Regions from separate parts of the Homo sapiens genome. Here region 1 is linked to region 2. Evidence: chromatin contacts called from ENCODE POLR2A ChIA-PET data. All regions are on one chromosome and are shown on one strand. The core of a region is the stretch at or near the end of the contact, and the rest is flanking DNA. Distances in the headings are between cores, read along the strand shown. Region 1 overlaps CEACAM1 (CEA cell adhesion molecule 1). Region 2 overlaps ACTN4 (actinin alpha 4).

Region 1 (6,657 bases), core at 2,768-5,267, 3.8 Mb before region 2:
AGACTATCCTTTCCCCACTGAATGATCTTGGCACCCTTGTCAAAAAACATTTGGCTATGTATGCAAACATTTCTTTCTGGGCTCTATATTTTATTCCACTGGTTTCTATTTCTTTTTGCCAGTACCATACTGTTTTGATTACTGTAGCTTTTGGATTTTGTTTGTTTGTTTTATTGTTGTTGTTTGGGTTTTTTTGTTTTGTTTTGTTTTTTTGCTTTTCTTTGTAGAGATGGCGTTTCACCATGTTGCCAAGGCTGGTCTCAAACTCCTGAGCTCAAGCAATCCACCCGCCTCCACCTCCCAAAGTGCTAAGATTACAGGTGTGATGATTACCATAGCTTTGTAAAAAATTTTGAAACCAGGAAGTGTGAGCCCTTCAACTTTGTTCTTTTTCAAGATTGCTTTGGCTATCCATGGTCCCTTCAGAGTCTATATAAATTTTAGAATGAATTTTTCTATTTCTGCAAAAAATATTACTGGAATTTTGATAGAGATTGCACTGAATCTGTAGATCACTTTGGGTAGTACTGTCATCTTAACAATATTAAGTCTTCTAATCCATGAAAATGGGGTGTCTTTTCAATTTATGTCTTATTTAATTTCTTTTGGCAATGTTTTGTATTTTCAGGGTACAAATCTTTCACCTCTTTGGTTAAGTTTATTTCTAAGTATTTTTAAAGCTCTTATAAATAGAATTTTTTTCTTAATTTTCCTTTGAATTGTTATTAGTATACAAAAATACAACTGATTTTTGCATGTGGATTTTGTATCCTGCCACTTTGCTAAATTTATTATTCTAACAGTTTTTTTGTGGAATCTCTAGGGTTTTCTATATATAAGTTAGTGTATTCTGCAAACAGGTATAATTTTACTTCTTTCCAATCTAGATGCTTTTTTTTTCTTGCCTAATTGTTCTGTCTAGGTCTTCCAATACTACATTGAATAGAAATGGCAAAAGCAGGCATCCTTGTCTTGTTCTTGATCTTAAAGGAAAAGTTTTCAATCTTTCACCATTGACTATGATGGTAGCTGGGGGTTTTCACATGTAGCATTTATTATGTTGAGAATTTCCTTCTATTCCTAGTTTCAGTGTTTTTTAGCATGAAAGAATGTTGAATTTTGTCAAATGCTTTTATCGACTCATTTTCATTACTGGTTATAGGTCTATTCAGATTTTCTATTTATTCATGATTCTATCATGGCAGGTTTTGTGTTTCTAGGAATTTGTTCATTTCATCCAGGTTATCCAATTTGTTGGCATTCAATTACTCATAGTACTCTTATAATCCTTATTATTTCTGCAGAATTAGTAGTAATGTTTTACTTTCATTTCTGACTTTAGTAATTTGAATCTTCTTTCTTTCTTAGTCAATCTAATTAACAGTTGTCAATTATAGTGATCTTTTTTGAAGAACAACTTTTTTTTTTCGGTTTGAGACAGGTTCTCACTCTGTCACCGAGGCTGATCATGGCTCACCACAGCCTCAACTTCCCGGGTTCAAGCAATCCTCCTGCTTCAGCCTCCTGGGTAGCTGAAACTACAGACAAGCACTACCACCTCCGGCTAATTTTTGTAATTTTTTGTAGAGACAGGGTTTCACCATCTTGCCCAGCTGGTCTCAAATTCCTGAGCTCAAGTGATACACCTGCCTCAGCCTCCCAAATTGCTGGGATTACAGTCATACACCACTGTACCTGGCCTACAGTTATAAATTTCTTTCTTGCACAAGATTCTTAACTACTCTGAGCCTCGGATTCCTCAACCGAAAATTGCACTGTGAATGCCTGCTCCATAGTATTGCACGGGTTTGGGGTTTTTGTTTTGTTTTTGAGACAGGGTGTCACTCTGTCACCCAGACTGGAGTGCAGTGGTGCAAACACAGCTCACTGCAGCCTCAACCTCCTGGGCTCAAGCAATTCCCTCACCTTAGCCTCCTAAGTAGTACATACTACCACATCTGGCTAATTTATTTTTATTTTTGTTTTCAGAGAGACAGAATCTCACCATGTTACCCAGGCTGGACTCGAACTCCTGGGCTCAAGCAATCCTCCCATCTGTTTCCCAAAGTGCTGAGATTACAGGTGTGAGCCACCACGCCTGGCCCCATAGTGTTATTTTAAAGATTTAATGTAATAATAAACCTTCAGCAAAACACCACACACAGAGGAAATGTTTCATAAATGTTAGCTGCTATTACTACTACTATTATCATTAGCCTTGAAATCAGGTAGTCCTAGGGTCAAATCTCAGATCCACCTCTCACTAGCCATCTGACTTTAGGTAAGCCTTTTACCACTCTAAGCTTCCATTTTTTCATGTTTAAAATGGAAATAATGTCTACCTGACAGCACTATTTTATGGATCAAATAAGATACATGTAAAGCATTTAGCAGCACAGGGCCTGGCACACAGGAAGTACTCCACAAAAGTAGCTAACATAGCATTAGTCACCAGCCTGAGTTGACTGGTGAGGGTTAAGCCCCAAATAGTTGCAACAGATATAAACAAGAAATAGGCTAGACACAGTGGCTCACACCTGTAATCCCAACATTTGGGAGGCCGAGGCTGGAGGATCTCTTGAGCCCAGGAATCCAAGACCAGCCTAGGCAATATAGTGGAACCCTATCTCTACAAAAATTATTTTTTTTTAATTAGCCAGGTGGGTGGGCGTGGTGGCTCACGCCTGTAATCCCAACACTTTGGGAGGTTGAGGCAGGCGGGTCACCTGAGGTCGGGAGTTCAAGACCAGCCTGACCAGGATGGAGAAACCCCGTCTCTACTAAAAATACAAAATTAGCCAGGCGTGGTGGCGCATGCCTGTAATCCCAGCAATTCAGGAGGCTGAGGTAGGAGAATCGCTTGAACCTGGGAGGCAGAGGTTGCAGTGAGCCGAGATCACGCCATTGCACTCTAGCCTAGGCAACAAGAGCAAAACTCGGTCTCAAAAAAAAAAAAAAGAAAGAAAAAAATTAGCCAGGTGTGGTGGCATGTGCTTATAGTCTCAGCTACTGAGGAGACTGAGGTGGGAGGATCACTTGATCCCAAGAGGCTACAATGAGCCATGATTGTGCCACTGCACTCCAGCCTGGGTGATAGAGTGAGAACCTGCCTCAAAAAAAAAAAAAAAAAAAAAGAAGAAGAAGAAATAGATGCAAAAGGTATTATTTATATATTATATATATATATATATATATATATGGAGGGAGAAGCATTATACAAGAAACCCACTGGGACATGGCTATGATCAAATATGGGAAAGGGGGAAAAAAGGAGGTAAAGCAAAGTCTCAAGCCTGGTATGTTAGTTTCCATCTACTGAGATACAGTGAAGATGGGATTAAACATACGAGATAATTTATTGGGGAAAATGCCTGTGAGGGAAAGTAAGGCGAGAGTGAGAGGAACCTCAGACCATGATGCAGATCTGATTCCTGTGGAAGAGAAAGAGAGGAAGGAAGTTTTAGATTGAAGTGCAGTTTTTGTTTGTTTGTTTTTTGAGACAGAGTCTCACTCTGTTGCCCAGGCTTGAGTGCAGTAGTGTGATCTCGGCTCACTGAAACCTCTGCCCCCCGGGTTCAAGCGATTCTCCTGCCTCAGCCTCTCAAGTAGCTGGGATTATAGGCACCTGCCACCGCACCCAGCTAAATTTTGTATTTTTAGTAGAGATAGGGTTTCACCATCTTGGCCAGGCTGGTCTTGAACTCCTGACCTCGTGATCCACCCGCCTCAGCCTCCCAAAGTTCTGGGATTACAGGCGTCAGCCACCGCGCCCGGCCTGCAGTGCAGTTCTAAGAGCATTTCTGCAAGGCTGACAGGGAGTCCTCCAGCCATTCACACTTCAGAATAAAACAGTCACACAAAACTGGGCTAGCTTTCATACCCCTGCTGGGAGCCTGTGGGAAGCCAGTTCTCTATGCAAAAGAGGTGGTGAATTCAGAATGCACCAACTGCCACAACTGAGACACTGAGAAAAAGATGCAACCACGAAAAAGGTGGAAAGTTCTAATCACATACAAAATAGCAATCAGCCTTTCTCATATTTCAAAGCCTTAAAAATGGCTGAGCGCAGAAAAGCCAGGGTGGAATTGGCAGAAGAGAGATCATCAACCTAGAAACATGGTGACTGGGGTTGGGCGCAGTGGCTCACGCCTATAATCCAAGCACTTTGGGAGGCCGAGGCAGGCGGATCATGAGGTCAGGAGTTCAAGACCAGTCTGACCAATATGGTGAAACCCCGTCTCTACTAAAAAAATACAGAAATTAGCCAGGTGTGGTGGCACGTGCCTGTAGTCCAGCCTGAGGCAGGAGAATCGCTTGAACCTGGGAGGCGGAGGTTGCAGTGAGCCAAGATCATGCTACTGCACTCCAGCCTGAGAGACAGAGCAAGACTCTGTCTCAAAAAAAAAAAAGAAAAGAAAAAAAGAAACATGGTGATTGAAAAAAAAAAATTGCAAGGATATAGTTAGCTAATCACCTTCCAGCAACCTTCCCACAACGAAACTGTATTCCTTGAAGGAACAATTAGAAACTACTTCATTCTGAGAGTTGTTTCCCAGCCCCCATTGTAAAATAATTTCACTTTCATTTCTTCTCCTCTTTTCTCTCCATGACAGATAATGCTCTACCACAAGAAAATGGCCTCTCACCTGGGGCCATTGCTGGCATTGTGATTGGAGTAGTGGCCCTGGTTGCTCTGATAGCAGTAGCCCTGGCATGTTTTCTGCATTTCGGGAAGACCGGCAGGTATGATGGCCTTTCCTCTTGTTCTGTTTCCTCCAAGGCTGACTGCCATGCTTGGGAGAGGGAAAGAATTCTTTGCCTGTCTCTGGGCCTGGATCTCATACTCCTCCCACTAAACTCCTGCTTCTCGGCACTAATTCCCACAGGTTTCCTCTTCCCTGGTCTTCGTGCTCCCTGTCTCCCATTATCTCTTGGACATGGGTATTCCAATCCCCATCTAATCTAGAGGAAGAGACTCAAGTATGTTCCTCTGTCCCCTAGTCAGGGAAAGCAAGGTCTAAGAAGGAAAACAAATGAAAAAATGAAAGAAGCAGCAGGAGAAAGCAAGTCATGTGCTCTGTTGACCACATTGGAAGAGGAGGGAGAAATAGCATAGGAAGAGAACCTAAGAGAAAGCAAAAACAACCAAAGTCCTCTTGAACAATAAATAGAGAAAAAAAAAAAAGTATCTACCCCGGAAAACAAAATGGGAAAGGTTTTAAGGATAGAAGTAGGCACAGAAGCAGCTGATAAAGAATGAAATGAAATGTGAACATCCAGCAAACAGGAAAAGAGTAAACACTAGAAGGGATTGTAGTTAGACTGAAGAACGAGGCCCTCAGAAGAAAGGCAGTATGAACATCAAGGACTCTAAGGAATTACCTGCTCACAGTGTCCTTCCTAACTTACGGAACAAAGATCCTGTGCTTGGGAATAGCAGTCACAGTTTCTGATATTTATTTAGGGCAAGCGACCAGCGTGATCTCACAGAGCACAAACCCTCAGTCTCCAACCACAGTAAGTAAAGCCACTTACCCCAGTGAGAACTGGTATGTTCCACCACGTGCCCTCCCCTGGCAGGGAATCCTGGATTCCCAAACCACTCCCTCCCTTCTGAATTTTCACAGAAAGGATCTCTATTTCCCAACCCTAAGGTGGCATAGGTCTTCCCACCCTTCCTAGCCACAGGAGTCCCCTGAGACACATCTGAGGAGAGAGGCTCACTCTGCCTAGGCCAGGCAGGCCTGAGGAAGATCCCATGTTTCCAGGAGCCATTTCCTCAGCCTTACTCCTTCCGCCTCCTGCCTCTATTACGGATGTGGGCACTCTCCCTTGGTGAGACTTTCCTTATCTTGTGGGTGCTGTGGGTGCTACAAGTCTCAATGCCCCTCCTTGCCACTGGAGCATGTTGCTGAGAAACACATCTGGGCAAAAATCAAGGCCTTGTGAACTGGTAGAACTCTTCACAAGTGGATTGTGGCCTCCTGTGGTTCTGCCCCTGCCCCCTCTCTGGTACTAACATGCTGGGTCTGGACCATACACTCTGAGGGAAGTAAATTCCTTAACTGATCCTTAAACTCCCCACCCTCCAACTGCCACCTCCTTCAGCTAGAATCACCTGAAGTCAGCTTTGCATTTCCATGGATCGCTAACTCTTCTTTTGCTTCTCCAGCTCAGGACCACTCCAATGACCCACCTAACAAGGTAAGCATAGCCGGTTTTCATGGGCTTATTTTCTCATGGAAATGATTCTGTGTAGAATTGATTATTCATGAAGACACAATGTAACATCAAGTTTGGGTTAATGTTCCTCAGTGCAACAACAAAGACGTATTTGTAATCACTCCCATGAGTCTACTTTGCAGCAAGAACATGCATTTTGGAATTATTCCCATCCTGTGTCTGAATACTGGATGTGACTCTTAGTAGCTCTGTGACCCTTGTCAAGTAACTTAACCTCTTTGATCATCAGCTTTGTCATCTGTAAAATGGGCATTCTGCCTACTTCAAAGAGAAGTTGAAGGGATTAAACGAGATAACCTACAAAGAGCACCCAGCACAATGGCCTAAAAAAGGAAGGCACTGAATCATTCTCACTCCCCTACCTTCAGTCTGATCCTGCTCTTATTGTCAAAAGGATAATTTCAATTTTAATAG
Region 2 (6,058 bases), core at 979-3,478:
AGGCCAGCCTGAGAAACAATTGAGCCAGGAAATACTCAAGCCAGTGCAGAGGTAACAGAGCCTAAAAAAGTTAAAAGCAGAGGGCGATGCCTTCATGGCGAGCTTCCTGGCTTTTCCCAGACAGACTGCCTGCTCCAAATGCGAAGTTTGATAAGGACTGTGGGGCTAGTACTCCAATCACAGGGACTCAATTAGAGTTTAGGAAAAAATGGCCTGAAGTTTTCAGGGATAAGTGTCCAAATTTGTTTCCAAGTCAACAAATTCATTGCACATCTACTATATCCCATTTTCCTGAAATCCATCAACTCTCCTATCAATAAGAAACGCTGCATTCAGGCTTTTCCATTTACAAAGATCTCAGGATGGATCTCTGTCACAAAACCTGGACTGCCAGTATCTTCCCAAAGTCAAATTTAAGAGATCAATCCTAAAGAAACTATTTCTGTCCATCTGCCACATGGGTACAAATTCTGAACTGGCAGTTCATTTATTAATAGAAAGCTGGCATTGTTCACCAGGTTATTGTGCGTGCAGAATGGCTGCCTCTGTAGAAAAGTGTTGCTTTGGGCTACCCAAAACAAACAAACAAAAAAACTTTCCACTATTTTGGTTCACAAAAACCTGAAGCCTAAAAATATGCAATATGGTGGGAGGAATTTTGAGGAGTCAACTCTTAATTATCTATGGTGATGGGAAAGGGGGAGGAGTCCGGAGGCTGGAAAACCACAGCTAAAGCAAACCCTTTTTACTACCATCCACTTCAACCACCTTTTATCAGAGCTGTCACTAAGGGGCAAAGTACAATTTTCTCGCTCCTAGTGAGAGGATTAAGCAGCAGCAATTCAGACAAGAGGAAAGGGGAGACTAGAGGAGAGGCAGAGACAGGGTCAAGACCATGCAAGGTTAGGGGTCACAAATGGGTAGCTCTTCACACCCAATAGGCCCTATTTTGTATGGCCTGCAGGTTTTTTTTTTTTTTTTTAAGTTGGAGTATTGCTCTGTCACCAGGCTGGAGTGCAATGGCGACATCTCAGCTCACTGCAACCTCCGACGCCCTGGTTCAAGGGATTCTCCTGCCTCAGCCTCCCGAGTAGCTGGGATTACAAGCACAAGCCACCACGCTCAGCTAATTTTTGTATTTTTAGTAGAGATGGGGTTTCACCATGTTGGCCAGGATGGTCTCAATCTCCTGACCTCGTGATCCACCCTCCTCAGCCTCCCAAAGTGCTGGGATTACAGGCGTGAGCCACTGTACCCGGCCAGGTTTTTAAGTTGAATGAAATGCCCCATAAAACTCTCCATTTCCAGCTTCGTGAAGTCCCAGGTCCCCATTCCCACCTGGCCACCATCAGCTAGAGCTCTGCAGTGGCCACCCCAGTCCCCACCCAGGCTACTTCCCTCCATTTTGTCACCTCACCTACCATGTGATAATCCAAGACCACAGTCCCTCAGCCCCAGGAGAAGAGAACCAGGTGCACACTCACATCCATTCTCCTCACAAGGGTCCAAATGACAGGATCACCTGCTCTGAGCAACAAGATACAGGCCGGCCTATCCTTGCTGTTCCTGAAAGGGGGCTGCATGTGGAGCTGCCCTGGCTTTGCTTCCACCTTCCTGTGACCTCCACCCCACCATGCTCTTGCACTCCCACAGATGGCCTGAAATCCCAGGTGGAAGTGGAGGGTGTTACGTGATCCCCAACTCCCTTGAGTGGAAACACCAAGTTTCCTAGAGGACCTAGGAGATGTTCTTTCCAGCCACCCTATCTGAATGGTGGGGCTGGGAGGGGCATATGGAGGAGAAAGGGGTGGCTAGGAAAATGTTAGAAATACCAGATACACTGGCTCTGGGGACCCCTGAGGAACGACCCCCTTCAGCTGCCAACACTTTCCAATTGGCGCTAAGAGTGAACAGCTATTTCCACTAAAGATCAGAAAAGGACTGAAGTTTCCATACATTGAAGACTGAGCCTTGAGATTCTTGGCTGGACTGCAATTGCCTCTCCCTCCTTCCCCCAACGCTTGCTTCCAGCTACCCAAGGAGTCTTTTGCTTGTGGAGCTAGTGAGCCAGCATTCTGAGTGACATATTCCAAAGTGTCCCCAAATAACAAAATCCCAGGGCTGCAACCATGAGGGTGTCAGCTCCGGCACTGTTACCAGCCTGTTAAAAAGTGGTGCAAACCTCACCAACTTCCTGAGGCCACGCTGGGCTCCGCTTCCTGGCAGTTACCACAAAAATGTGGCACCAAATGCAGCTACTAAAACAAGCAGCAGCTCGGGCAACCCAAGGGCCACCATCTTCCTAGGTGATGGCTAGGGATGGCTTCTGCCACCCACACCACAGTGATCTCCTCCCCAGCTACCTGTGCTCTAAGTAAAAACAGCATGCTTGCAGCTTCAAGACTAGTCCCCTACCCAGTCCCATCTACTCCAAACCAGACTGGGTCACCTATGCCTTTCCAATGTAGAAATTCTTCAGATGCCATTGACAGGGGACACCTCCAAACTCTAGTTTCCTTGGCCAGGAGATGCATCCTTCTTGCCTCCTTCTTGCCTCAATCTGTCATTCCTTTCCAGCAACATGCCCCAAGCCAGGAACTAAGAAAAAGCTGGATTTTGGCTGGGCGCGGTGACTCACGCCTGTAATCCCAGCACTTTGGGAGGCCAAGGCAGTGGATCACCTGAGGTCAGGAATTCGAGACCAATCTGGCCAACATGGTGAAACCCCGTCTCTACTAAAAATACAAAAATTAGCTGGGCACGGTGGCAGGCGTCTGTAATCCCAGCTAGTTGGGAGGCTGAGGTAGGAGAATCGCTTGAACCCAGGAGACAGAGGTTGCAGTGAGCCAAGTGCATACCACTGCATTTCAGCCTGGGCGACAGGGAGAGACTGTCTCGAAAAAAGAAAAAAAGCTGGATCCCAAGGTGACTCCTCAGCCCTGGGGAGCCTACGAAACCATACACCAAGAACCAAACACACAACTCTCCTGGAGGTCGATTTATAAGGGAGGCAGCTCTGAACACCTGAGCTCCGAGACACACAGAGCACATTGGAAAAACCCTTTTCAAACCCATGAAGGCGAAGTCAATGGGTTTACTTCAGTAAGTCAGTGAGCAGTAAAACAAGACCACATTTACATCTGCATATCGCCCTAACACTGTTCACTTCCATCATGCAATTCATTGTCCATCTTTTCTTTTTTTCTTTTTTCTTTTTTTGCGATGGAGTCTCACTCTCTTGCCAGGCTGGAGTGCAGTGGCACGACCTCGGCTCACTGCAACCTCCGCCTCTCAGGTTCAAGCAATTCCCCTGCCTCAGCCTCCTGAGTAGCTGGGACTACAGGCGCGCACCACCATGCCCAGCTAATGTTTTGTATTTTAGTAGAGACGGGGTATCACCATGTTGGCCAGGATGGTCTCAAACTCCCGACCTCGTGATCTGTGCGCCTTGGCCTCCCAAAGTGCTGGGATTACAGGAGTGAGCCACTGCGCCTGGCCCTTCATCGTCCATCTTTTCTTTAAGGACAGGGTTGGGTTGGTTTTCTTTCTTGTTGTATCTCCAAGCCTAATATGGTATCTGGGTAAATGTCAGGTGGATTGAAGAGAAAGAATATTAACAAATCACAGGATCTAGGATCACAGGAAACTTACATGGCTCTCCTGTTTAATCTTCAAACTTCCTTCTAAAGCTGTTAGGATGTTAGGAGGGGCACAGGAAGGGGGGCACTCTAACTGTATCCTGATCCTGCATTAGCATTTCAGAGGCCGTTGGTTCCATCAAGAAACTGGACTGTGCAAAGCATGAAATGAGACACCACATTACAACCTCATCTGAGTAATCACCCAGGGTTTATTTGTAATTCTAAGGAACAGGCACCTCCAGAGACATAACTCCTTCCTTAACCAGGCCTGGCTCTTCTGACTGCCTTCCGCCGTATAAATAGGAAGCCAGCTTGCATATTTTGCATTAATGCCTTCACGCAGGGCTGCTTTGAGTTTATTTTTGTTGCTTTCATTTTAAGACTGTGTTTATACCTCTTAGACTTCCAGCCAGAGGAAAAATGACAAGATACAAACCTTGTCCTTTTTTCAGGGACGCTCCAGACGGTTCCTGGAGGCACATGGGAAGATTAGCGACTCAGAGATGCCAAGTCACTGGCATTGGGTAGTTCTCCAAAATGGTTTTTTTTTTTTTTTGGTGGAAGAAACAGATACATCAGACTAGTCCAGCGTCTCAGTTTCCACACTTCATAACAATGGGGCACCGTGCACCTAGTGTCTAACTTACCACGCTGCCTTTGGGCCACAAATTCCATACTGTAACAGCCAATTACCCAAAACACTAAATAGGGAATGGCTCAAAAAAGGCTGTCTCTGAAAAAGCAGCAGCATTTTGATGAGCAAAAATAGTAAGAGAGGATTTTTTAAACTTAGAAAAACGAGGAAAGTTGAACCCAGCTAAGAATATTTCTGAGACACCCCCCACCCCTTGTGATTTTTCTCCCGCTAGGATTTTCCCTTGACTCGCCTCTTTAGAGACTGCTAAACACACACACACATACACACACTCATTTTTTAATCCCACCAACTCTCCTCGCCCCAAGGCCAGAGGCTTGGCGGTGACAGCTTCGAACAATGACATCACCCTAGGTTTGCCTCCTTGGCAGGGTCACCAATACTGTTTGCAGTCAATTTCCTGTAAAGGCTCTTTAAGGCAGGAAACTAGTCCTGTGCCTTGAGTCCTCCCCCTGTTCTGAGCCATCGTGTCAGGTCAAAACAAAGACTTTTTGTGTTGTTGTTTTTTTCCCCTTTTAGGAAAACAAGACTTCCCTGCACTTTTAATGAGCACCTTAATTACAAGCTAAAGAATTAGATATATTTACGGATGACCTCATGCTCGCTGATAATTAGCAATTTGAAAGACCTGGCACATCCCTAGACTCAGTTCTTTCTCCTTCACCCCCTCCCCCAAGCATTCAGGTTAATTACTAAGCTTGACCTTCCAAAACAAAGTGGGTTGGGCCCAGTCAGTCCCTACCTCCCCCAGAGCTCCCCAGCACCGAGGGGCTTGTTCCTCCCTCCCACTAAGTCAAGAATGGAAACTGCCTTAGAGAGGGTTGATTAGCCTGGGATAATGATCTAGGAGGGGTGACAGATTTCTGGGGGCCCCACTCTAAGTGTTGACAAGTTTTAATTAATGCCCAGGCTAATTGAACCCTGGCACAGTCAAGGGGAAGAAAACTGCTCATCTCAGAGGCAAGAAGTGTTTGGATATGCACAGTCCCAGCCGTGATGGCGGGGAGGTGTCTCCGAGCGGGCTCCCACTGCGGACCTGTGTGTACTTCGTGTTCTCCTGGCACGTGGATCCCACAACTGGAGATGCAGCTGACTCAGGCAGTTACTTTCCATACATTTTCTTGTGCTAGAAGGGTGTCAACAGCCTGATCAGGAAAGCGCAAACCGGGTGGCCTTCCCTTAGGGTCCTGCCTCAGGCCAACAATGGGCAGCTCCTGAACAAGGCTGCACCGCCCCACCCCCAGCCCCCATCGGTTGTCACTCCGTTGTAACATTTTCCAAATTTGCTTCAGGCCTGCACCCTGTTAGGGGAGAGGCTGGGAGGCGGACATTCTCCTCATTCTTTTGCCTTATTAGGTTGTGGATTTGATTGCTTTTGGGGGGGACAGGGGCGAAGTTGAAGAATGGCATCAGGAAGTGACCCCAGGAAAGGGGGGGGCGCGGGAGGAAGGAGGAAAAGGGAATGGAGCAGCAGGCGTGAGAAGCACTGTTGGGAAGAGGCCTGGAAGGGGCAGGGCTCCTCCAAGCCCTCTAGAAAGTCCCACGTTCCAGGTCGGCAGCTGGGCACAGGCTCCTGTGCACCTCTTGGCCCCATCTGACAGCATTTCTGGGCAGTTATTTTTAGGGTTATCAGTGGGAAGCCCTTCCTGCTTCTACATCACACACCAACTGAAGAGAGGGCAGCCTGACTCCAGGCTGTGGGATGTTTCTAACTTGAGTTGGACTTTGCTTTGCGGGGAAGGGGACCCAGGGAAAGAAGGGA

What was found. ChIA-PET counts read pairs that join two places held with the same protein, here RNA polymerase II (POLR2A).
Region 1: POLR2A ChIA-PET joins it to region 2 with 10 read pairs in activated naive CD4-positive, alpha-beta T cell. The contact joins two enhancer-like sites. POLR2A ChIA-PET finds 5 or more read pairs at or near these places in 2 of 52 experiments (HEK293T and activated naive CD4-positive, alpha-beta T cell).

What each region holds. Positions count from the first base shown.
Region 1 is chr19:42,510,436-42,517,092 of GRCh38, reverse strand. CEACAM1 (CEA cell adhesion molecule 1) reads left to right here. Exons shown (of 9, transcript NM_001712.5): 6 at 4,614-4,743; 7 at 5,465-5,517; 8 at 6,173-6,204. All of the region lies in intron 2 of LIPE-AS1 (LIPE antisense RNA 1), which reads right to left. Among named protein-coding and RNA genes, the nearest start is that of CEACAM1, 15 kb to the left of the region's middle. RefSeq lists an enhancer at 4,507-4,696. Within about 2 kb of position 4,017, at least 2 of the 41 ENCODE cell types and tissues checked have a DNase peak (open chromatin) inside an H3K27ac peak, as active enhancers do.
Region 2 is chr19:38,665,846-38,671,903 of GRCh38, reverse strand. All of the region lies in intron 1 of ACTN4 (actinin alpha 4), which reads right to left. Among named protein-coding and RNA genes, the nearest start is that of ACTN4, 21 kb to the right of the region's middle. RefSeq lists enhancers at 3,828-3,907, 4,746-5,435, 5,501-5,795, 5,436-6,058 and silencers at 4,881-5,175, 5,501-5,795. Within about 2 kb of position 2,228, at least 5 of the 41 ENCODE cell types and tissues checked have a DNase peak (open chromatin) inside an H3K27ac peak, as active enhancers do.